Linked DNA regions of Mus musculus: all the other regions are linked to region 3. Evidence: chromatin loops called from intact Hi-C (ENCODE). Cell type or tissue: heart. All regions are shown on one strand. Region 1 overlaps Acad12 (acyl-Coenzyme A dehydrogenase family, member 12). Region 2 holds the start of Aldh2 (aldehyde dehydrogenase 2, mitochondrial). Region 3 holds the start of Erp29 (endoplasmic reticulum protein 29). Region 4 has its middle 3.0 kb from the start of Rpl6. Region 5 holds the start of Naa25 (N(alpha)-acetyltransferase 25, NatB auxiliary subunit).

What was found. A loop is a pair of places that touch in the nucleus more often than their neighbours do. Peaks named below come from ENCODE experiments on the same cell type or tissue, not always from the same donor. Only the 100,000 strongest peaks of a DNase experiment are listed, where the experiment ranks them.
Region 1: a loop joins it to region 3, with 3.0 times the contacts of the local background. A loop is called at or near these places in 5 of 42 quality-filtered maps.
Region 2: it touches region 3 in a loop (2.5-fold over the local background); 5 of 42 quality-filtered maps call a loop at or near these places.
Region 4: it touches region 3 in a loop (11-fold over the local background); 2 of 42 quality-filtered maps call a loop at or near these places.
Region 5: it touches region 3 in a loop (3-fold over the local background); 3 of 42 quality-filtered maps call a loop at or near these places.

Annotation. Positions count from the first base shown.
Region 1 is chr5:121,600,164-121,605,163 of GRCm38, reverse strand. Acad12 (acyl-Coenzyme A dehydrogenase family, member 12) reads left to right here. Exons shown (of 11, transcript NM_178799.3): 8 at 738-910. Among named protein-coding and RNA genes, the nearest start is that of Aldh2, 8.8 kb to the right of the region's middle. In heart, a CTCF peak has its summit at 3,028 (motif pointing right); DNase peaks (open chromatin) are centred at 3,073 and 3,443; H3K27ac peaks cover 354 bases.
Region 2 is chr5:121,591,108-121,596,107 of GRCm38, reverse strand. It overlaps Aldh2 (aldehyde dehydrogenase 2, mitochondrial), which reads left to right and starts at 2,284. Exons shown (of 13, transcript NM_009656.4): 1 at 2,284-2,746. The coding sequence starts at 2,627. In heart, CTCF peaks have their summits at 2,023, 2,350 and 2,549; DNase peaks (open chromatin) are centred at 2,487, 3,597, 3,787, 4,577 and 1 weaker place; H3K4me3 peaks cover 2,070 bases; H3K27ac peaks cover 1,716 bases; H3K27me3 peaks cover 537 bases.
Region 3 is chr5:121,447,801-121,452,800 of GRCm38, reverse strand. It overlaps Erp29 (endoplasmic reticulum protein 29), which reads left to right and starts at 327. Exons shown (of 3, transcript NM_026129.2): 1 at 327-610. The coding sequence starts at 461. It also overlaps a transcript of Tmem116 not described here. In heart, CTCF peaks have their summits at 308, 515, 2,705 (motif pointing left) and 4,159 (motif pointing left); DNase peaks (open chromatin) are centred at 300, 950 and 1,360; H3K4me3 peaks cover 1,631 bases; H3K27ac peaks cover 1,527 bases.
Region 4 is chr5:121,199,037-121,204,036 of GRCm38, reverse strand. No RefSeq gene overlaps it. Among named protein-coding and RNA genes, the nearest start is that of Rpl6, 3.0 kb to the left of the region's middle. In heart, a CTCF peak has its summit at 2,098; no DNase peak of the experiment used is centred here; H3K27ac peaks cover 113 bases.
Region 5 is chr5:121,395,633-121,400,632 of GRCm38, reverse strand. It overlaps Naa25 (N(alpha)-acetyltransferase 25, NatB auxiliary subunit), which reads right to left and starts at 2,638. Exons shown (of 24, transcript NM_172722.4): 1 at 2,571-2,638. The coding sequence starts at 2,628. In heart, no CTCF peak of the experiment used is centred here; DNase peaks (open chromatin) are centred at 2,052, 2,682 and 3,302; H3K4me3 peaks cover 2,489 bases; H3K27ac peaks cover 1,930 bases.

The DNA of each region.
Region 1 (5,000 bases), 150 kb before region 3:
CTGATGCACCATTTCTCATCTAAGGCTTTTGTCCTGCATCCTATTTTAGCCACAAGCCCAGTGAGATGGCTCAGTGGGTATGTCCACCAAGCCTGATTCCTTGGGACCCACATGGTAGAGAAAACTAGCTGGCTCTGCTGGTTGTCCTCTGAGCTCCTCGCGCATGCTTGGGCATATGCACACACACACACACACACACACACACACACAAAACACACACAACCAACACATAATACAAGTAAAAATAAATCAGTCAATAATTTGTGGCCAGTGACATGGCTCAGTAGATAAAAATGCTTGCTGCAAGCTGGGCACCCTGAGTTCTATCCTCAGGACCTACATGGTAGAAGAGACCTGACTCTTGAAAGTTCTCTTCAGATTTTCCCTAATGTAACATGCCTATATGCTGACATCATATACAAGTAGTGATGGCACATGCCTTTAATACCAGAACTTGGGAGGCAGATTTAGGTAGGTCTCTGAGTTCAACTACACAGAGAAACCCTGTCTCCAAAAAGAAAAAAAAGAAAGAAAAATAAAAGGGAGAAACAAACAAACAAGTAAACAAATAAAATAACTTGTTTTTACTGTAGACATCAACTCCCTTTCTATATTTCTCGGTCCACTGTCCCTCCTTAGCTGTGACCCAGTTAGAAGCCTAAGGCCAGTGCCTGTAGATAGCCCTAACCAAAGCAAGGTATACAGATATCCAAAGAAACTGCATATTGATGTTTCAGGTGGCTTTGCTGAAGTACAGTTCAAGGACGTGCGTGTGCCTAAGGAAAACATAATTCTGGGCCCTGGCAGAGCCTTTGAGATCGCTCAGGGCAGGCTGGGGCGTGCCCGGATTCATAACTCCATGAGGTTGATTGGGTATTCAGAGAGGGCCCTGGCACTCATGAAGACACGGGTAAGCCCCCCTGTACCCACATTGACTCAAACCCACTGTTGCTGGCTGAGGAATTCCAACCACTGGTCTCCTCTGAGAACAGAGCTCACAGGGCAGTGTCCATGCCTGGAATCTGCATCTCTGTTTTGCATGTACTTTACATGGCTTCAGCTGGCTTCCAGAGTGGGATGGGCACCTCTCTGTCTAGGTGGCCAGAAGCCAAGAGCAGGTTTTATGGTGGCTGAGGGCAAGGTTCTCAACCCCAGAGGATTGTGGCAGCCAGGAACCATTTGTTCCCAGCACATCTGAAGGTTAGATCATGCATGGCCTGTTTGTGCCCCTGGGGTCACAGCAACTGACCCTGTGCATAACAGCTTCCTTGGTCAATATGTCCAGGCATGGTATCTTATGCCTTTAATTCTAGCACTCGTGAGCTGAGGCAGGAGGATTGCTGAAACTTTCAGACTAGAGTATGACACTGTCTCAAATAGAAGTCATTGGCCATGAGCCCCTTAAAGGCTAGGGACTCTGCTACTACCATGGCAGCAGAGTGAGGATCTGCAGGAGGGTCAGTCAGGGGTGACCAAGCTGGTGTGGGTTCAAACTTCAGGAGTCTTCGCTCACAGTTTGTCTTAGGCTTCTATAAGCAGCACACAATTTGGTGGAAACTTATTCTGGTGATGAGTAAACCCTGCGTGTAAATCAAAGAATACAGGAAGCTCTCTGAGAAACCAGGGCCAGCCTGGTCTACAGAGTGAGTTCCAGGACAGCCAGGGCTACACAGAGGAACCCTGTCTTGAAAAAAACAAAAAACAACAACAAAAAAAAAAAAGCATAAAAAAAATTAACATAGGAAATTACTAGTTACATTTATCCTTGCTTCTCTTGTCAGAGCAGTAGCAACTAGAAAGCCTGAAAAGGTATCAATAGTCATATGTGCATATGTTATTTTTTTAAATCAGAAATATGAATATCCATTTGCAATAATTGATTAAGTATAAGTTAATTCCTCTAGAATTAACACCATTGTGTGGAACAGGTAGAAACTGAGGACATTGAGAACAAGTCTTTACAGTTTGATATGCAAATTTTCCAAAAATACCACATTATCTCACACCATTACTATTTTGATGATGTAAAGAAGGAGGTTAAGTGGCCAATCGTTCTTGTATAAGGCTTATACTTGTATAAGGCTTATAATCTGCCTGGGATATAAATCCGGGACAGCATCACCTCAAGAGGTCCTGTCCAGGCAATCTAGGAGGAGTTCCTTTTTTTTTTTTTTTTTTTTTTTTATTTTGGTTTTTCGAGACAGGGTTTCTCTGTGTAGCCCTGGCTGTCCTGGAACTCACTCTGTAGACCAGGCTGGCCTCGAACTCAGAAATCCGCCTGCCTCTGCCTCCTGAGTGCTTAGATCAAAGGTGTGAAAGGTGTGCGCCACCAGACCCGGCTGCAATAACCAATTTAATTGCTCTTCAAAACAAGGAACAGGCAGGTTTTTAAGACTTTAAAAAAAAAAAAAAACCTTCATGTTTTTATCCTACAATTCCTTTTTAACACCACAACAGCGTCATAATAGGATGTTAAAACTTTACTTGGGCCAGGTGTGGTGGTGCACCAAAAAACAAAACAAAAACAAAAAAAAAACCAAACGTTACTTGGAGATGAATAAAGATGATTCTACATTAATATTCTCTTTTGTCAAAGAATTGCTGTGGGCACATTGAGTAACAATAACTAGAATATGCAGCTAATATTTGATTACCATTGATTATAATTGATAACAATTGATTACAGAAGCTTCCTCTACTTTCTGCAAAGGCTTTTGTTTTTCACCAGTGAATTTGCATTTCCCTTAATAACATCCAACAAAGGCTTAAGTCCTCTTGTGGTGAGCTTTAGGTGAGGTCTTAGCAGGTCTCCTGGAAGCTTTTGAAAATTATTTGAAGTAAGCAAATGCTATCATCAGGTAGGTGGTGGGATACTGGGTATTTTTTCCTGTATTTTGAATTAAAGTTGACAGTCACTCACAAGATATATTATTTTTGTAAAATTAATATCCTAGAGATAGATAAATAAAACACGAATGCTTTTGACTCTTGTTGCCCTTGGAACTCCAGACTGTGAGGCTTGCAGTCACCAGCAGGTGGCGATGTGCACCTTGGTGGAGTTCCCTCAGTCCTTCCTTCCTGCCTCCCTGGGAGCGGTCTTGGCCAGAAGCTGTGTCTGGCTGTCTCTCCTATTTTCAAGTCCAAGGCTTCATTAAAGGGGTGGAAGAAGAACTGGGCTGTCCTGGAACTAACTTGCTTTGTAAATCAGCCTGGCCTCAAACTCACAGAGATTCCCCCTGCCTCTGCCTCTGCCTCTGCCTCTCAAGCACTAGGATGAAAGGTATGTGCCACAACTGCCTGGCTCTGTTTTCTTGAAAGGCACGATCTAACTATGAATCTCTTTCTTACACACACACACATAGACACACACACAAACACACAGCATAGACCTCATAGAGGTCCACCTTTGGGATTAAGCATCTGTGCTGCCACGCCCACCTTCATGCAGTTTGTATAGCAACAAAGGAGAAAGTCATAGAACACTTTGAGTTGTGTTGATGGTGCTTCAAGCAAACGAGGCAGAGACATCTCTGCTGCAGACCCTCTGGGTCCCTTTGTCTGTGTGGAACGAGTCTCTGGGGCAGGTGAGCAAGGCGTCGGTGGGTGACAGACAGACCAACACAGGAGATTGTGTAGAATCTGAATGTATTCTCACAAAGTGAACAGCAATCTTATATAGTACAGAAAATACAAGGGGTCAGACGTCACAGCAGGCAAGGTACATTGAAGTTACCTGACACAAAACAAAGGAATGACTTCAAAAGGATTTACAGGAGCCAGGTAAATGTTTACAGTAAAGATAAAGCAGTCCTGCCTAGGGTCAGCTTAGTGACAGGCAAGGATTTCACACTCTAGTGCTATACCTTTGAACCTTGTGAAGGCAAGCACCAGGGGCTCTTGGCAGGCCTCATGAATAATGCAGTATCACAACCCCCCTATTTCCTAGGCCTTGCTAAATTCTTTTTTGTTGTTTTTGTTTGTTTGTTTGTTTGTTTGTTTTTTGAGACAGGGTTTCTCTGTGTAGCCCTGGCTGTCCTGGAACTCACTCTGTAGACCAGGCTGGCCTCGAACTCAGAAATCCACCTGCCTCTGCCTCCCGAGTGCAGGGATTAAAGGCGTGTGCCACCACGCCCGGCTGCTAAATTCTTATATGAGTGTAACTTTTAAGTAACTGGAGAATCCATTTGTCAGGAGAATTCACCAACTTGCTTCTAATATGCAATGCAGCCCGTACTGAAGATTTCTATCTCGGTGGGATTCCCTGGCTCTTTCATGGTATTCCCTTGTTTGGGTGAGATTTGCTACTGTCCTTAGTAAATCCTCTGCAGACCAGCTCTGAGCTACTGGCTCCATCTTTTGTAATGCTTAATTAGTTACTGAATAGATAACTTCTTTTTGCATTCTGGCCGGGCCGGAATCCAAGTTAGTCGGCTTCTGGGAACTTGGAACACTGGGGAGACTTAACTATATCAGAATTTAATCTTAAAAGGCATTTATAATAAAATACTAAAAAAGAGCTCATAGTTCCATACACCAGACTAACACGGGGATAGGGTATGAGTATATGGGTAAATGAGAACGCCAAAGCTCCAGGAGGTGAGTTTCCTTGAAACTCTTTTCCTCGTGAGTGCTTACAGACTTCTCAGCCTGTCAAGCAGACTTGACCGGAGTGCGTGGGACATCTCTGCTGTCTGTCTCTGGCACTGTCTGATAACCTTCTCAGCTCTTGGGTTGGTGGAAGGTAGCGATCTTCACATTCCAGACGGATTTCCCTCGGTCACAAGGTTTGCTGTCATGACAGAAGTGGGCAATAAATGGTTACTGAGGTCCTGTGAGTGACAGCCCAAGATTCAAGGCTCTGAGCCTGTACCATTCCCAGCTCTCCAGAATCACTGTAGCTGTAATCAGCCATCAGCCTCTGCAGGACATTCTCTATTGGTGTGTCATCTGTAGTGAGCACTGCATTGCCTACCTCAGACCCTCAACCCCAGTTAGCTGTC
Region 2 (5,000 bases), 140 kb before region 3:
GAGAGAGAACACCATGGCTTCAGAAGATACAAGGGAAGGATCTGATGATCACCCCTGGCTTCTTCAGATCCGACCATCCTGTGTCCATCAGGAACTGTCCTGGTACCCAGTGGGGAAGGACACGTGACTTTGAGCAACCTGCACTATCTTCTTCTTCCCTGTGCTTCTCTTGGCACGCAACAGGATGGATTCCCATAGGGCGGTGGCACTGTCCGACACTGGGGTCCCATCCTACCCAGTCTTTTTACTGACTTTTGATAAGTAGGATTTACAGCACGGCAGTGACAATAGATAAGCTGTGTTCTGTGGTAGGGGTGTGGAAGTAATTTGTTTGTTTGAAATAGAGTCTCCTGTAGCCCAGACTAGCCTAGAACTCTTTATGTAGCTCAGGTTGACCTTCAACTCCTGATCCTCCTGACTCCACTTCCTGAATGCTGATGTTACAGGGCAGGTACCACGAGAAAGTAGACTTTCTTAAAAGTCTTTTTTTGTTTGTTTTAGGTTTTTTTTTTTTTAATTTTATGTATATGAGTGCACTGCCGTTGTCTTCAGGCACACCAGAAGAGGGCATCAGATGGTTCTGAGCCACCATGTAGTTGCTGAAAATTGAACTGGGGACCCCTGGAAAAGCAGTCGGTGCTCTTAACAGCTGAGCCATCTCTTCAGCCCGAAAGTAGACTTTCAACACATTCTTGATTTGTGATACTTCCAACCTGAGAAGAGTTAAAGGCCACACCCAATCATAAATGGAGGAGGAGCCTGTATATAGCACTATCAGTATTTAATTAGGAAATGTCCCATGACTTAGTGGCTCTACAAACCGGGGCATTATTTGTAGTCCCCCAAGATTGGAAGCCACCTAAATGTCACCCATAGAAAATTCTTTAAATGGTAATGGGCCTGTAGTCAATGAGACAGCAAGTAGCCCTTTTACAAACAGTGAATGGGGACACCTTCCTGCAGGAAATGGGTGTGGAGATTCACGATCCACATTTGGCAAGGCAAAATGGTTTACTTCTGCACAAGGGCGAATTGCCACGCAGAACAAGCAAACACACCCAGAGGGCCCCTGCAGGTGAAACTTTTGAAGGGATATATATATATACATATATATATGTATGTATGTATATATTGATGGCTAGCCGGAACTCATATGTAGACCACCAGGCTGGCCTCGAGCTTTCTAGAGATTTGCTTGCTTCTACTTCCTGAATGCTAGGGCTGGAGAAATGGCTCAGAGGTTAAGAGCACTGACTGCTTTTCAAAAGGTCCTGAGTTCAAATCTCAGCAACCACATGGTGGCTCACAACCATCAGTAATGAGATCTGACATCCTCTGTGTGTCTGAAGAAAGCTACAGTGTTCTTAGATATATAATAAATAAATCTTTAGACTGAAGCCAGCGGGGCCGACCTGAGCAAGCAAGCAGAAGTCCTGAATTCAAATTCCCAGCAACCACATGATCGCTCACAACCATCAGTACAGCTACAGTGTACTCATAAACATAAAATAAATACTTCCTGAATGCTGAGATTAAAGACCCAGACCCATTTTTCTGCTGTTTTTCTTTTTTAATTCTGAAAACAAAGGGGTCCTGTGTGTCTCTCTGAGCCAAGCTTTCATTCTGACCTGATTGACTAATACAGAGCTGCACAGTCTCCAGGGAGATATGAAATTCGAGCATATCTTTTGGATTTCTGTATGTGCAGACCCCCGGGGGGAATCTGGAAGTCTGCTCAGTGGCTCCTTTTTAATTTCTCCCAACAGCGTTCTCAGTTTCCCAGATTCCTTTGCACCTACGGTGGGTCATGTGACCAGCCTGTGAGGTCCTTAAATGCTTTTTTCCTCATGTTTTGTGCTAACGGTGCGGAGTCCGGAACAACTTCAGCTGTCCGGTGCTAAAATGAGAGGCACACGAGGAAACGCGCCCAGACACCTTGTCTGGTCACTGGCTATTACAGCGCGGGTGACAATATCCTTCGAGTCACCAAAGCAGGGCGATGCTCATACACAGCAGTCTCCTCCTTCTGGGTGCTTCAGAAACAGGCTGGGCCTCAGCTTCCAAGGGCTCCACCCAGTTTGGGGCTCCTGGGTTTCAAAACACTTCTCTTTGCACTACCCAGAAGCCCCTGCCAAGATTCTCACCATCTCCTTAGCCTAGTGATGCGTTCACCTGGTTGAAAGGCACACAAGTGACCAGGCGTCCACGTCTCTTTCTAGCCAATGACGTCCTGCACCTCAAGTGCCCAGTCCCAGGCTGTTCATGGAATAACCGCATTCATGAATTCTCTTCGCCGCCATATCTGCACAGATGTGAGCCTTAGGCGCCAGCCACCCTGCTAGGAGCGCACACCACTCTGGCTAGGCTTTCTCAGGGTTCTGCAAACTCCATCTCTGACTTGGCTTTGGGAGCCAGGGGTCGCGCCCCTTAGGCCGTGAGGGGCTGGGACTCCCTGACCACGCCCCCGTGTCTCCGCCTCCCATTGGCGGCTGCAGGGGGCGGAGGCGAGGACTTGTTCTTCAACGCTGCAGTCGCCCTCCGATCGGCAAGGCTTCTCTCGGCTCCGTTCGGCTCGGCTCGCCCATTTCAGTTCAGTTCGGGTCAGTTAAGCTCCGCTCAGTTCAGCATGCTGCGCGCCGCACTCACCACTGTCCGCCGCGGACCGCGCCTGAGCCGCCTGTTGTCCGCCGCCGCCACCAGCGCGGTGCCAGCCCCCAACCATCAGCCTGAGGTCTTCTGCAACCAGGTGAGACTCACTTCGCCTCCTCGGGCCCTAGGGCGGGACGGAGCGGGCGACGCGGCCTCAGTTTCCCCTCCGCGCCCAGCGATCTTTGCGCGCGTCTTCCCTTGCCCATGTGGCCGCAGTGTGTCGCCTCTCGGCCTGGGACAGTCCTGGGCCTCTTTACCCCGCATCGATGCAGCCTGCTCCTTCCCCGCGCGGTCCGGGTTCACCCAGGAAGGCCCAGCCGTCCCAGCTCCTCTCTGCGAGACCTCCCATACACCCCTACCCGATTCACGCAGACCTGAGCCAGAGTTCAGAAGCAAAAGCTGGGTCAGGACCCCTCTGTGGCCGCTCTTACCCAACCGGGACTTTGGAATGTTGTCTTAGCTTTTTGAGTTTTGGTAAAGTCTGGAATCACATGAAAGAACGTGGTTGTGAAGTATTCTTTTTGTTTGTGCAACAAGTGGGACTTGGCTGCCCTCTTCTGTAAAATGGGAAAGCAGTCAGGGCTGATATCTTGATGTGTTATTTTGAAAGAAGATCTCATTTTGTAGCCAAGGCTGGCCCGGAATTCTGTGTTCTTCCGTCAGCCACTCCCACCCCACTTTGGATTTGTGCAGGCCAGACACGCAGCTACCACCTCCGGTCTTCAGCTTTCTCTCTACTTTTTCTTTGAAACAGGATCTCACTAAGTTGTCCAGGCTGGCCTTGAACTTGTAATTCTCCTGCCCCAGGCTTCCCAGTGCTGGGCGACAGTGATCCCATGTCTCTTGATACTACAGGGCCTCGTGCACTTGGCACTTGGTGTGAGCTGCAGTCCGGGTTCCCCAAAAGTCCCCTCCCCCAACCTTTGTGCAGGGCAGCGTCCTAAACAATTCAGTCTTTAACCCATAAGCTTTAGAACTGGGAGTTTGATGCTATAACTATCCCCACTACACAGCTCAAGAGACTGAGGTCTGGTCAGGTTCCTAAAGAGCCAAGTTAAGGTGAAGTCTGGGTTCTTGTCTGGGATTCCAAAAGTAAGCCCTTAGCCAAAACATTCCATGGTCTCTTGCAACTCTGGGTAGGAGCAGTGGTCGGATCTCATGTTGAACGTGGACATCCTCCAGATGGACTGCTGACCACCGGTGTTGTAGCCTTAGCCTCTTGCTTTCTGCAGTATGTACTTCCAGGACCTGGCAGCCATTTACACATGCGCAGGACCTGTTTGAAAATGCCCATGAGGAGTGCTACAAGGAGTCAATCCAAGGGAAAACAAACAAACAAACAAACAAACAACCCATCTTTTGCATAATACAAGCTGTAAATTTCAGTAGCTGCTGGTTTTTTAACTGGCAGCTGATGCTGAAGCAATCAGTCAGGCTTGAAGGAGCTGAACTTCAAAAAGAGCCGGAATTGACTGCAAGAGGAAGCACCTGATCAATAGCTTTGTTCCTCTGGTTCATCAGGAGGCAGGGCACAAAGTATCAGGTCCAATGCGTGCTCTGGCTTGATTCAGTTGTGAGTGATCCGTGGGTGGGGGTGGGGGGTGTTAGAGTGACTCCCCTCCCCCATTGCTGCCTTTTTCGACATCACAAGGATAGTGCACGTTCATTACCGAAGTTTCATGGCACTGACCTATTGCACACATCACAAGAGCACTGTTAATGCGAGTGGCCTTGCTCTGTTCTTTGCTTTTATAAGTTTGTGTGGGAGACAGCATGCTGGCTACCTGCCACTCGGGTCCCTAAACACTCTGTCTCCGGAACACTGCTTATCTTTCTCAGCTTTTAAAGCTTTTTTTTGGAGAACACAAGCTCTCTGCCCTAAGCCAGGCAGCTCGTGGAGGGAACACTAGAAACCTCGGGGTGTTAAAAGTGTGGCATCATTGCAAACCCTGCTGCCAGGGATAGCAGGACTTGGAAGCAGTGGCTCTGGGTTCTGTGTGTTCCTGCATAATCTCTATGGCTGTCACTAGGGCCATTTGCCCCAAGGAGCAGCCAGTGTGGCCTTGAGGTGGCTTCCCTAGACTCTGGGCTTGCTAACAAGGGCACCTGCAGGGCCCAAGCATCCCAGTAGGTATGTTTTTTTTTAAGCTTCGTGGCCCCATCTGAATGTCCTCACCTTCTTGCCTAACCGAAGCAAGCTGAACGAGGTTTGGCTCATCTTTCTGGAGTCCTCTCGCCTTCTGTCCCAAGTGTGACCACAGGTTAGGTAAACTTCTTAGGTGGAAGATACTTTCTGCGACTTCAGCTTCCCTCAGAATGGATCCCTGAGTGTGGCTTCTGAAAGAAGCACA
Region 3 (5,000 bases):
CTAACCGAGGGAGGCGGCGGGTCTCTTGAGACCGCAGGACCGCCCAGCGCAGGGAAGGAAGGGACGCCGCCACGTCTTCTTCCGAGGCGAGAGAGAGGGCAACGAGGGGAAGGGTCGAAGCGGCGCCTCCCGCGAGAACGCAGCGGAACACGGCCTAGCCGAGTGTCGCCAAGTGCGCGTGCGCGTGCGCGTGCGCGTGCGCGGCAGGCCCGTCCCGTCCCGCGACCCCGCCCGCTCGCCGCTCCGCCTACGACGCATGCGCAGCCGCTCCCTCTCTCTGCCCCGCCCCTCCGCGGCCCCTCCCTTCCACCCCGGAGGCGGCCGGAGCATCTCGCTCTGGCGGTGGCCGCTTGCGTTCATGCGCGCCGCCGGCAGGACGGCCCTCCCCGTGACGTGACCGCCCACTCGGAGCGCTCCGCCTGTAGCTTGCCTGTCTCTCCCGCTCCCACCATCCGGCGTGATGGCCGCCGCCGCCGGGGTGTCTGGCGCTGCTTCTCTCTCCCCACTGCTGTCCGTGCTCCTGGGCCTGCTGCTCCTCTTTGCTCCGCACGGCGGCAGCGGCCTACACACGAAGGGTGCCCTTCCCTTGGACACAGTCACTTTCTACAAGGTAATGAGGGCGGCGGGCGACGGGGATCGTGCGCAGGTGCAGATAGACGCCCGTGGCAGCGCGAGCCCACGGGGACGTTGGGCCCGGAGGGGTGGCAGCAGCAGGCAGTCCTTGGGGACCATCCCTACACGCCCCACCATCCTATAGGCCCAGTGTCGACAGAGCAGGGGCGCACCCTGACCACCCGGCATCCTTGCAACCCCGGTACTCGCTACATCTGTTTTTTTACAAAAAGCTACCAAAGCGCAGTCAAAGGGAACCAAGTGTCCCTTTTCCTTTATCAACTGGGGAAAAAGACAATGATAGGAAAGATCCAATCCACGAGTCACAAGTGGAAGACCGGAGGGCGGGGCGAGGTCTACGCTCCTAGGCTCTCGGATGGGGTGGAGATGGCCGAGAGAACTGGGTTAGCATGCCAGTCTGCTCCTCGGAGGATGGATTGTAGCGTTCTTGGCCATGTGCAAACCGGGTTCAGACCGCACACGGCCCCCCTACAAAGTGCAAGGGTTAAAAAGATTGCAGGGCTCCCACCTGTAGAGAGCATCTTGGGGGAGTGGAGTACGAAATGAACAAAACCCGGTCAAGGCATGTAAGAAACTACACTACCCTCAGCAATTTTATTTATTTTAAAACAAAAATTGGTTTCGAAGACTGAGCAAATGGACGGTGGAAATGTTGCAGGCTGAGTGCAGTGGCCTCTGGACTCAGTTCTTCGTGCATGTCTCTAGTTACCAGAATCTTCTTAGTTCCTCTATTGGGCTTAGCGCGGAGAGACTTGGTCATTTTCTTATTGTGTCAGAATGAGGAACTGAGAACGCAGAAGGGGACTCTAAAGGCGCCTGTGTTGAGGGGTTGGACAGGGCTGTTTTGGAAAGGGTTGCTGTTAGGAACCCCCCCCCCCACACACGTGTAACCCATTCAAGTTTGTATTTTTTTTTAATTAAAAAAAATTAAGCATCTTATTAGTCATCCATCCAACCTATATAGCAACCTAGTAATACCACAGTCCAAGTGTGAATAAAAAGGACATTTTGCACCATGGGTTTAGTCAGTTGCTGCTTCTCCATCTTTTTTTTTTAAAGATTTATTTATTATATGTAAGTACACTGTAGCTGTCTTCAGACACTTCAGAAGAGGGCATCAGATTTTGTTACGGATGGTTGTGAGCCACTGTTTGGTTGCTGGGATTTGAACTCAGGACCTTCAGAAGAGCAGTTGGCACTCTTAACCACTGAGCCTTCTCACCAGCTCCCTGCTTCTCCATCTTTAAGGATCTGCCCTGAGGGTGTCATCTCCCTCCCCCCCTTAACCCCACAGGCCACCAGGCAGCACCATGAGATTCTACTTAATATAGTAGCAAGCAAGGAACGACCCTTATTCCATCTCATTTCCTAGTCATTTGCCCCCTTTTCCAATCGTCTCCAGGCAACACAAGCCTTCTCTCTGACTGCCCCTAGCTCACAGCTGTTAGTCCATCCGCAGTGGCCGTTCCTTGTGACTGGAACATTCTTTGCCATCTTTGGAATAGGTTACTTCTCGTGGCTCTGTCTTAGGTTAAATGTTAACTTCTCTTGTCCCCTCGCTTTCTCAGTTGCCCAGATTGACCTGTTGGTACCCGTGAGGGCACTCCTTGCCGTTTTCAGCTTCTCATTCATATTTCATAGACGATGACATGTTTATGAAGTACCTGATATGATTTTTATTTTTTTGTTTTTGTTTTTGTTTTTTTTTTTAAACAGGGCTTTTCTTTGTAACTTTGGCTGTCCTGGAACTAGCTCTGTAGAGCAGACGGGCCTCGAACTCAGAGAGATCTGCCTGCCTCTGCCACTCTCCCTAGTGCTGGGTTTGAAGGCGTGTGCCACCAATGCCCTGAAGTACCTGATGTATTTTTCTGACTCTCTACACAGCATACCAGATGAGTTGCGTTCCCATGAGTGAACAGGTGTCTTAACAGGTATAGGGGGGGTCCTAACAGCAACCCTTTCCAAAACAGCCCTGTCCAACCCCTCAACACAGGCGCCTTTAGAGTCCCCTTCTGTGTTCTCAGTTCCTCATTCTGACTGTTCTCTTAAAAGACAAAGGGCGCCTCCTGGTGTTTTGTCCAGGAATCTTGTTACATGCCTCGCCTTTCAGTGATCTCCAACTTAAAAAAGAAAACTATTTCCTCATGGCTCTTTCCGACCATCACTAGAAGGCTCCATCAGAGAGGCCCAGTGTTGGTCACTGCTGTGTCCATTTAGAATGGTGTCTGGGGCATGATGCGCTCTTAGCAGATTCTTTTTTCAGTGAATACAGAATTTCAGCCAGTCATAGTGTCACACTGGGGAGGGAGAGACAGAAAGGTCAAAAGTTCAAGGCCAATCTAGGAAACTTAATGACCTTGTCTTAAAGCCATTGAAGGGCCCGTGAGATGGCTCAGCAAGCTTCCACCAAGCCTGGTGGCCAGAGTTCAATCCTCTGGACCTACGTGGTCAGGGGAAAGAACAGACTCCCACAAATTATCCTCTGACCTCAATCATCCCATGGCACCCACACACGTAAACACATGTACAGAACACCACTACTACCTTCCATTAGCCATAATCTCCTTTCTACTTCAGTGTTCAACCATCCTGTGGTTACAGATGTATGCCCCTGGGTAGGGATTCTGTGCTGGGCTTTTGATGCACCACCCTGCTTCAACCCGCCCTGACTCGAAACCCATCAGTGTCAGCTCTCTAAGAAGCCTAGAGTTGTGTTCATTCCAGACATGGGGGCTTGAGAAATGCACTAGAACACAGTCCTTATTCTTAGAAATACACATCTTAGTGGAAAGCACAGGAAATGACAGTACGGTTTCCGATCGAGATGGGAGGAGAGCGTTAAGAGAACGAAGCGATAGGTGACTAGCATAGTCCTGTCCACTAGAAGGGAACTGAACTGAATCTTGAGTGATAGAGGAAGCCGAGAAGAGAACCCAGGAAGGAGCCTCCAGGCAGAAGCGAGGCCAACTGGGCCTCAGGGATGTGCTCTGCTTTACATTTTCAGTCTCGCCTGCTGCTGGGCCCTTAGAGCTCTGGACTTTTTGGTGTCAGAGACCTGTTCCCATGGCTTCTGTCTTTCATGTCCCCAGGCAGTGTTGTTATCCTTAAAAATGAAAAACCAAGGTAATGTCAAAAATAAGGGTTTTTTTTGTTTGTTTGTTTTTTGGTTATTCTAGACAGGGTTTCTCTGTGTAGCCCAGGCTGTCCTGGAACTCATTCTGTAGACCAGGCTGGCCTCGAACTCAGAAATCCACCTGCCTCTGCCTCCTGAGTCCTGGGATTAAAGGCGTGCGCCACCATGCCTGGTGTAAGTTCTTTTTATCTTCAGTGTTTGTGACAAAAATGACAAGTTGGGACCACTGCATTACAGGCATGAAGGGTTGGAGGTGGCCGCTGGAGAGAGGGTTCAGTGGTTAACAGCAAACACTGTTCTTGCAGAGGATGTGAGTTCAGCTCCTGGTACCCATGTCAGGCGGTTCATAGCTGCCTGTAACTCTAGCTCCAGGGGGATCAAGCACCCCCTGCTGGCCTCCTCTGGTACCTGTACTCATGCACACAGCCACACATGCACATAGAATTAAAAGGAATTGTTTTAAAGTTGAAGATGAGAAGGCAAAACTGCTGTCCAAAACCAGCTGGAATCGAATCTGTGTGCTCAAGCAAAACACATGTGTGAACATTCAGGGCAGTGCTATCTACAATAGTAAGGGGAAGAAACAACTCAAGCGGCTATTACTTGATAGTGTGGTTTACTTGGAGGGAAAAATATCCAGCATGCTAAGCAAGGTGTGCTGACACACACATGAGCACTTGGGAAGCGAGACAGAAGGACCAGTGTAAGCTAGCCTCAACTACATAGACCCTGACTCCAAAAGAAGGGGGGGGGGAGGCTTGAAGTACTGTCACGTGTTATAACGTGAACAAGTTTTTAAAACATGGTAGCAAAGAAATGAGACACAGAAGGCTGTGGTTCTGAGTAGACAAAGGAGAGATGGGGTAGAAGGACGGTAAGGAAGGAACGTTCAGTGGGTATAGGTATCCATCAGGGTTAGTTCTTGGGAGCTGACCTATGTCCTGCCCCACGTGCTGGCTGGGACTATAGACAAGCACCATTATACTTGGCTAAACTGAAGTCATTCAGATTGTGAAATATGTCATAAAAAATTCTGGCCTCGGGCTCAATGGATCAGCGGTTAAAAGCACCAGCTACTCTTCCAGAGGTCCTGAGTTCGAGTCTCTCATAGTGGATTACAGCCATCTGTAATGACTTTAGATGTCCTCTTCTGGTGTGCAGGTTTACATGTAGATAGAGCACTCATAAACATAAATCTTTTTTAAAAGAATTCTGGCCTGGACAATTTAAGACA
Region 4 (5,000 bases), 250 kb after region 3:
CAGTGGTTAAGAGAACTGGCTGCTCTTCCAGAGTTTTTTGAGTTCAATTTCCAGCAACCACATGATGGCTCATAACCATCTGTAATGGGATCCCATACCCTCTTCTGGTGTGTCTGAAGACAGCTACAGTGTAGTGTACTCATATACATAAGATAAATAAATCTTGCCAGGGCTATGCAGAGAAACCCTGTTTTGAAAACCAAATACATAAATAATAAATAAATAAATAAATCTTTAAAAAAAAAAAGTCTGACAGTGGTGGCACACCCCTTCAATCCCAGCACTAGGAAGGCAGAGGCTGGTAGATCTCTGTGAGTTTGAGGCCAGCCTGAACTACAAAGCTAGTTCTAGGAGAGCCAAGGCTATGCAAGCAAACCCTGCCCCCAAAACAAAATAAACAAATTAAATAGGAAAAAATAAATAAGATTTAAAATAAAACTTTTTTGTTCATTACATTTTTAAATAAGCTACTATCCTTTGAAAAATGACACTGTATACCTGACAGTGCCTTACTTTTTATTACATTTTATTTTATGTGTATGCTTATGTGAGCATGTGGGAGTGGGGAGTGGATGCATGCCCCAGCATACAGATGGAAGTCAGTGGACAACTTGGGGACGCCGGCTCTCTCTACCACATGAGGCCTAGAGATCAGTCATCTTAAGAGGACTTAGGTCATCACAGGCCCCGCATATAACAATTATCCTCTACCTCATAGTGCTTAGAACGACGTATACACATGATTTCTATTGTCTTCTACTTGTCTGTTGCCTGTTGCTAGTGGTAGGAGCTTTTCTCTTGACTTTCTTTTTTTTTTTTTTATCTTCTTTTTTTTTTTCTTTTTTTTTTTTTTCCATTTTTTATTAGGTATTTCGCTCATTTACATTTGCAATGCTATACCAAAAGTCCCCCATAGCCACCCACCCTCTCTTGACTTTCTATATGTGTGTGTGTGTGTGTGGGTGTGTGTGCTGTGTGGGTGGAGGTCTGAGGACAACTTACAACCACTTTTGTTGTCCCACAGTGTGGGTCCCATGAATGGAACTCAGAACTTTGTAGCAAGCACCTGACCCACTGAGCCATGTCTGTGGCCCTTCAATTCGGCTCTAAACCCCATCTTCATGGTTGAGTCTCCAGGAATCTCTTCCCTTTCTCTGGCTGTGGTTAAAGGTGAAAGAGGGAGTGGTGGGCTGCCTCTAAAGACCTCATGACACTGAAGACCACAGAAAACAGAGCACTGTGAAGACCTCAGAGTACAATCCGATTCTCTCTCTCTTCCCCAGCCCTTCTGGTTTTTCTTTTTGAAATATTTATTTAATGTATGAGTGCTCTATCTGCATATATACCTACAGGCCAGAAGAGGGCATCAGATCCTGTTATAAATAATTGTGAGCCATCATGTGGTTGCTGGGAATTGAACTCAGGACCTCTGGAAGGACAGTCAGTGCTCCTAACTGCTTTGTCAAGACAGCATCTATAGACCAGGCTGAACTTGAACAAAGCTTCTGCCTGTCAAGTACTAAGATCAAAGGCATGCTGTACCATGCCCATCTCAAGTCTTATTATCAATTGTTGAATTTTATGACATTTACTGTCCAAGCAGAGTCTTAAGAAGAAATTTAAGCCGGGCGTGGTGGCGCACACCTTTAATCCCAGCACTTGGGAGGCAGAGGCAGGCGGATTTCTGAGTTCGAGGCCAGCCTGGTCTACAGAGCGAGTTCTAGGACAGCCAGGACTACACAGAGAAACCCTGTCTCGAAAAGCCAAAAAAAAAAAAAAAAAGTTAATTATTCTATTATTTAGCTACTAGTTAGTGTGTGTTTGTGTGTGTGTTTCCAGAGGAAAGTACTTCTTGGCCTTTGTTGCTATCCCAGCACTTGGGAGGCAGAGGCAGGCAGATTTCTGAGTTCAATGCTAGGCTGGTCTATAGAGTGAGTTCCAGGACAGTCAGGACTACACAAAGAAACCCTGTCTCGAAAAAGAGAAAAAAAAAAAAACAACAATAAAAAAAAGCCTGACCATGTCAGAGTCTTTCACTCACCTGGTCGGCTTGTTAAATGATCTGATACTGAAGTAAATGCATAACTGATCCCCCTCTTGTGTTTGGATGTGGTATTGCAGAATTCATGACCATAAGGTAAAAAATATTAACTTCCTGCTTCTAACTTTTTTGAAACAGGGTCTCACTGTTCAGCTCTGGCTGTCTCAGAGCACTCTGTATGGACCAGGCTGGCCTCAAACTTCCAGAGATCCTCCTGCGCCTGCCTCCCAAATGCTGGGATTGAACATGTGAACTACCACACCCAGTAAGTACCTGCTTTTACTTTTATTTTTTCTAGTATTTATCTATTTTATCATTTGTGTAACTGTCTCAAATAATAATAATAATAATAGCAACAACAACAATAACAATAACAACAATAAATAAAGTAAAAAATCCTGCCGGGCGAGGTGGCACATGCCTTTAATCCCAGCACTCTGGAGGCAGAGGCAGCCTGGTCTACAGAGTGAATTCTAGGACAGCCAGGGCTACACAGAGAAACCCTGTCTGGAAAAACCATAAATAAATAAATAAATAAATAAATAAATAAATAAATAAATAAATAAATAAGCAAGAGCAAGAGCTAGACTCCCTTCTTCCAATGTCCTTATATTGTCTCCAGCAGAAGGTGTAGCCCAGATTAAAGGTGTGTTCCACCACACCTTTAATCCCAGATGAAAGGCGTAGCCCAGATTAAATAAATAAATAAATAAATAAATCTAAGGAAAGGAAATGAGCTGGGGCTGTACGAAGCTCTCAAATTCTGGGTTCCAGCCCAGGTAACACTGGTGGGGGCTGGGGGCTGGCATAGGAATTACACTTAACTTGCAGATAATGGGAAGTGGGGGATGGACAGGTGGCTCAGCAATTAAGACCACTGACTGCTCTTACAGAGGACCCAGGTTTGGTTCCCAGGACCAACATGACTGCTCACAGCCATCTTTACTTCCAGCTCCAGGGAACCCGGGTCTCTCTTTTGATATAAAATACAATATATTTTTTGAAATAAATAATCTGGGTTGAAGAGATGGCTTAGGGGTTAAGAGCACTGGCTGCTCTTCCAGAGGTCCTGAGTTCAATTCCCAACAACCACATGATGGCTCATAACCATCTGTAGTGAGAACTAATGCTCTCTTCTGGAGTGTCTCAAGGGAGTAGCAGTTTACTCATATAATTAAATAAAATAATTCTTTAAAAAAAATAGCCGGGCATGGTGGCGCAAGCCTTTAATCCCAGCACTTGGGAGGCAGAGGCAGGTGGATTTCTGAGTTCAAGGCCAGCCTGGTCTACAGAGTGAGTGTCAGGACAGCCAGGGCTAAACAGAGAAACCCTGTCTCAAAAAACCAATAATAATAATAGTCATAATAATAATAATAATTTTATAAGGGGGTGTAGGAGTTAAAAATAAGAGAAAGCAACTGGCTTTTTTTTGACTCTTCAAATGTGTTATGTTTCATTTTGTATATTGTACAGGTGTGTGTGTGTGTGTGTGTAAAGCAGAGCATTTGTGGAGGTCGGAGGACACTTACAGGAAGTTGACTCTCTCCTCCCACTCTGAGTCTCCGGGGATTGAACTCTGACCATCAGACTTGGCAGCAAGCCCCTCCTCTATCTGCTGAACCAAACTATCTTGTTGGTCCATGGTTTTTGTTGTTTGTTTGTCTTTAGATTCACTTATTTATTTTCGTGGGTGTATGCTTGAGTGTGTATGCTTATGGATAGATAGATACATAGAGGGGGAGAGGGAGAAAGAGAGAGAGGTGAATAGATAGATGAATAAACATATAATAGGTAGGTACATAGAGACAGATGAATAGACAGTTGGTAGATAGATAATAGGCAGATAGGTATATATGGATATACAGATAGATATGAGTATGTATATAGATACAGATGGATATAGATATATAGAAATAACATATACATCATATACACATACAAATACATATAGGTAGATACTACATGTGTGTAGAAGCCCAAGGAAACCACTAGATAGTATTGTGTTCCTGCAACTGGAGTTACAGACAGTTGTGGATCACCATGTGGATTCTGGGAACTAAATCCAGATCTTCTAAAAGGGAAATGTATCAGTCAGAGCTCTCTAGATTAACAGAATTTATAGGATGAATCTATCTATCCATCTATCCATCCATCCAATGGGGATTTATTAGAATGATTTACAAGCCGTGGTCAAGCTAATAATCTAGCAATTGATGCCTATGCATTAAATTTAGGTTCAAGAACACGGTAGTTGTTCCATCCATGAAGCTGGATGTCTCAGCTGGTCTTCGGTGTATTCTAAAATCCTTAAGAAGTAGGCTCCGAATACCAGTGAAGGAATGGGCTTGCCAACAAGATGAGAGCAAGCAGGCAGAGCAAGAGCTTCCTTCTTCCATGCCCTTTATATAAGCCACAGACAGGAGGTGTGGTCCAGACTAGAAGTGAGTCTTCTCACCTCAAAGATCTGGATCCGAGATGGATCTTCCCACTTCAAATGATCTAACTACGCAAAAATCCCTCACAGGTGTGTTCTGCCATCTTTGGGTTTTAGTTAGTTCCAGATGTGGTCGAGTTGACAAGCAAGAATATCTATCAAAGATGGCAAGGACTTTAACCTGAAGCCATCTCTCCACCCCCTACTTTTTATTGTTTGAGACAGCATCTTGTTTTTTTTTTTTTTTTTTTTTTTGGTTTTTTTTGTTTTTGATTTTTGAGACAGGGTTTCTCTGTAATAGCCCTGGCTGTCCTGGAACTCACTCTGTAGACCAGGCTGGCCTCGAACTCAGAAATCTGCCTGCCTCTGCCTCCTGAGAGCTGGGATTAAAGGTGTGTGCCACCACCGCCCAGCAGCATCTTGTTTTATAGCCTTAGCTAGATTGATGTTTGCTAAATCTCCCAGACTGGCCTCAAACTCAGCATTCTTTCTGCTTCAGCCCCTGAGTGTTGGAAACTCAGGCAG
Region 5 (5,000 bases), 52 kb after region 3:
TCCTGATGTTTGGCAATGTGAAATGGTACTTTTTATTGAGCAATTCAAAACATAACTGAATATAAGACCAATAACGTTCCCCTTGGTCTTCAAGAACAATGTTATAAATCTAATTATTCTTTAAAAAAAAGGGTTTAGTCTTTTTATAAAAGACTTTTCAGAAAAAGGAGAAGTCAACATTCCTTGTCTGTGTAAGGATGTGATTCACAAACCATGAACCCTTAACTTAGGTTTTACTTTCTATTACCCAGAAGCAGGACAGTGGAAAGTCAGAGACAAGCCTGGTCCACACGGGGACTGCAAAGGCAGGATGTGCAGCCATGGGGAAATCTGAGTCCTCTTCCCGATAGGCCCCACCCCTGCAATCTTAGAAGAATCAACATGACGCAACTTCTAACACAGTGGTTAAGACACCGAGCCTGGAGTTCAAATCCCAAGTCCAGGATGTATCTGAGCTAGATAAATCACATAAGAGCAATAGGATTCCTGCTCCAGCTGTCTACGGGGAGTGTGTGTGTGTGTGTGTGTGTGTGTGTGTGTTGAAAGCTCAAGGGCACAGACTGGATTAAGTTTTCTAAACTCATTATGATTACCCACAGGGCCATTACTGCTAGAAACAAGTGATGGGAAGGTAAGCCATCACACAACAGAGCACCAAGGGCTGTAGAGATGGCTCATCAGGTGAGGGTACTTACCACCATTCCTGATAACGTTTACGATAGCCCAGGACCTTTATGATAGGGAAGAACCAACTCCCTCTAGCATGGTGTCCTCTGAACTCCACAGGCTCACAGTGTCATTCATGTGACCACACTCCACCACACACACACGCCCAAAAAACATTTCTTCATCAAATGGAATAAAAAAAGAATTTCATCACACACATATATGAAAGTATGATTGCTGGGCATAGGGCCACGTGACTGTAATCCCAACAGTTGGGAGCCACAGGCAGGGGAGCTGAAAGCTTGAGTCCAGCTGGTCCACCTAAGGAGTTCAAGACCTGTTACTTAAAAAAAGAAAAGAGTACTGGGCAGTGGTAGTGCCTGCCTTTAATCCCAGCACTTGGGAAGCAGAGGCGGGCAGATGTCTGAGTTCGAGGCCAGCGAGGCCAGCCTGGTCTACAAGGTGAGTTCCAGGACAGCCAGGGCTACACAGAGAAACCCTGTCTCAAAAAAAAGGAAGGAATGAGCAGCTGGGTTTGGTGGCACCTTTAATCCCAGCACTCGGAAGGCAGAAAGCTGGTGATTTCTATGAGTTCCACGCAGTCGAGGGCTACATAGAGAGGTCTTGTTCCAGACCCAGCACCTACACCCTGGCTTACAACAGTCTGTAACTACAGATCCAGGACATCCTGATGCCCCTCTTCAAGCACCAGGAATGCACGTGGTGCACAGACATCAAACTGGCAAGCAAGAACCCACATATGTACCAATTTGCTAGAGACACAAGCACCCATTCTGCCAAGGGGAGAGGAAAACCCCTAAAAACGAAAGAGCCCAAAACCCATAGCCACACTGAAAACGTGAGGTCTGCTGTAGCCAAAAAAAAAAAAAAAAAAAAAGCACTGACCTTGATAAAGCTTCCTTCCTCATCATTACCTGAGACAAGACCATACAACCATCAACGAGGCGAGCGAGACATGGCAAAATTAAATAAAATAAATAAATAAATAAATAAGGCACCGCTTCCAATAACAGAACATCTCAGTCACTGCAAAGTGTTTTCTCTCTGACTCAGTTTGGTGATTCTTTTTATTCTATTACGGTGGGAAGATGACGATAAAGACACATCTTGAAAGCCTGCGGGGTTTGGGATGCGCGCCGTGAGGAGGGTTCAACGCAAGCAAAAGCACGAGGAAGTCAAGAGGCAGAGAATAAACCTCAGACACGGTGCTGAAAGGTTAAAAAAAACAAAAAACCTTCCATTCCAGCAGCCTGGCCGGCCGCTCCGGCAACACCAGCTCCTGCCATCTCTTGCCCGCTATTCGGGGCCCGCGACCCCCTCCCCCCCGCCTCCCACGTGTGCCCAGAACAGCTGTTCCTGCATCAGGATGGGACTCGGGTCTCAGTGACCTTGCATCAGCCCCTTCCCTTCTCCGGGTCTCAGTTTCCCCACGTGCACTTAGACTACATTCTGTAAGACAGCCCTCCCCGGATCCTCATCCTGGTACCCAGAGCAATCATCACTGGGGTATCTCCCTTCCGGAGGCGAGCGCTCCCACCGTCGCGCCTGAGCCGCTTGTCACCTGCAAGAAAAGACCGCGCGGGGGTTCCTCGGGAGCGGCTGGAATAAAACAACCTGCCGGGAGCGCTGGTCTCCAAGCGGCGGCGCGATCCGCACAGAGTTGACAGCGGCGCGCACCCACCGTTGTCTTGTCGCCTCCGGGTCCAGCGACGCCGGGGTCCGCGCCTAAGCGAGGGCGAGGCTGCGGCCTAGCGCCCCGCGCGGTCCGCCCCCTCGCCGCCCCACCCCGCGCGCGACCCCAGCGACCCTCCCTGGCCTTCGCCCGAACCGGGGCACGCTTTGTCTCGCCGCGGTGGCTAACAGACCGACTCCGGGGTACTCACCGTAAATGGGCCGGAGGCGCCGGTCGTTAGGGTCCTGCACATGGCCCCGCGTCGCCATGATGACAAGCGCAGAACCTCAGTGCGCAAGCGCTGAGCAGGCCCCCGGGAAGGGGCCGTTAAAGGGCCAGCGTCGAGCTCGCCGACCTATCGCGATAGTGGAGGGGAGGTACGGCGGAGTGCGCCTGCGTAGAAAGGGTGGCTCGCCTCTCCTTTAATTGGCGCTGTGGTTTGATTTTTTTTTTTTTTTTTTTTTTTTTTGCCTGCGGAGTCATCGGGACCCCAGGGGCGGTTGTTGTGGTTGAAGGCGTGGAGAGAGAGTGCGGTTTAATCTCACTGACTGTAACAGCTAGAAGAACCAGTTGGTTTTGGCCCTTGATGGTGAAGCAACCTGGAACTTGTTGAGTGGGAGCCCTGGGAGCGTGCTTGCCCAACAGTGAAACTGTAGAAAAAGCCTGCGAGCCCTCCTCCACCCGTTCCCTGAACTCAGTGCTGTGCGTGGCTAGACACTAGTGCAAGCTCTTTAAGTAGGTTGCTTTTAACATTCCCACGGCACTAGACGGTATAATGAGCTTTCTTTGTACAGATTTACAATTCGCACGGCCCAGAGTTATGAGTGCTATTTGGGCGGCGATAATGACAAGGAGCTAAAGGTATCCCCAGCACTCGGGAGGCAGAGGCAGGCGGATCTCCTTGAGTTCGAGGTTAGCCTGGTCTACATAATGAGTTCCAGGACAGCCAAGGCTATGTAGAGACCCTGTCCCTATAAAGAAATGGATAGAAATAAAAATAAAAAGGTTCTCCCACCAAGTGGTTGCTTGCCCTATTTGGCTGGCATTCCTCCTTGCCCCAACAATTTTTCCCTCAGTTCATGGCTCCTCTTCTCCAGCTGCATGTAACTGGATTTGGCGTTTGTAACACTTTCACAGACCAGTGAATCTTGTAGCTTTAGCGGTATGTAAGGTGTATATCCGTAACTACCGCACTGAAGGGGCTAAGACAAGAGGCTAGTAAGGGCCAGACTGGGCTAGCTACATAGGAAGACCCTGTCTCAAAAGAGAGGGAGAAGAAATGGTACATGTTTGAGCTGATTTAGCTTAGGGATTTAAACATTACACAATGTATACAAGTATGGGGCAATACATAGTACCCTGTACAGATGTATAACTGTTTGAATGTGTCCCTTACAAGTTTTAAAAGCTTACCATTGGTTATTTCATGTGTGTTTCTGTATATATGTGTGTGGGCACTCCAATACCCAAAGTGTGGAGGGTCTCTCTGTCTACCACAGTGGTTCTCAACCTGTGGTTCGTGACCCTCATTCATTCTATTTCAGATGTTTACAATTGGTAACATGAGCAAAGTTACAGTTATGAAGTAGCAATGAAATAATTTCATGGTTGGGGGTAGGGGTCACCACAACATGAGGCCCTGTGTTAAAAGGTTGCAGCTTCAGAAAGGTTGTAATCCACTGTAAAAATGTGAAAGCTGCCAGGGCATGGTGGCGCACGCCTTTAGTCCAAGCACTTGGGAGGCAGAGGCAGGTGGATTTCTGAGTTTGAGGCCAGCCTGGTCTACAGAGTGAGTTCCAGGACAGCCAGGGCTACACAGAGAAACCCTGTCTTGAAAAAGAGGAGGAAGAGGAAGGAAGGAAAAATGGAAGGAAAACAAACCAAGGTTCAGTTCCCAGCACCACAACTGTCGGTAACTTTAGTTGCAGGGAATCTGAGGCCCTCTTCTGGCCTCTGGGCACTGGATACAGGTGCTGCACAGTTAGTTGTACATGCAGACAAAATGCTTATACACATGTTTTAAATTAAAGTTTACATTCAAAATGACACACATACACACATACACACGCCTGAATCAGCACACACCCAGAGGACTTGCCTAGGCTCAGAATTTTTAACTACATAGACCCAGGCAGTACACAGAATGTTTTCAGTATTTTTGTATGTATGCATACATGTGTGGGGGTAATGAGTACCTGAAGAGGCGAGAGAAGGTGGCTGTTTGTCCTTCTCTGTCAGTCCTCATCCCATTCACCTGAGAGAGGGTCTCTCAACTGAACGTGGAGCTGGCTATTTTTTCAGCTGAGCTGGCAGCCAGCAAGTTTCTGCCGTCCTCCATTTGAAGCTACAGTAAGGCAAGCCCAGCCTTTCCCATGTGTGCTCAGGATCAGAAGCCAAGACATCATGCTTGCTTATCCAAAGCTCACACCCCTGGAGCCCGCTCCTGCCCTATTCTTTTTATGTGTACAGGCACTCCCTTACATGGACGCCTGTGCACCACATATGTGCCTGCAGCTATCAGAGGCTACAAGAGTGTGTCAGATCCCTGGACTTGAGTCACAGCACATTTCAAACCACAGCGTGAGCACTGGGGACCAAACTCTGGTCCTATGGCAGAGCAAACAGCTCATAACTGCTGAGC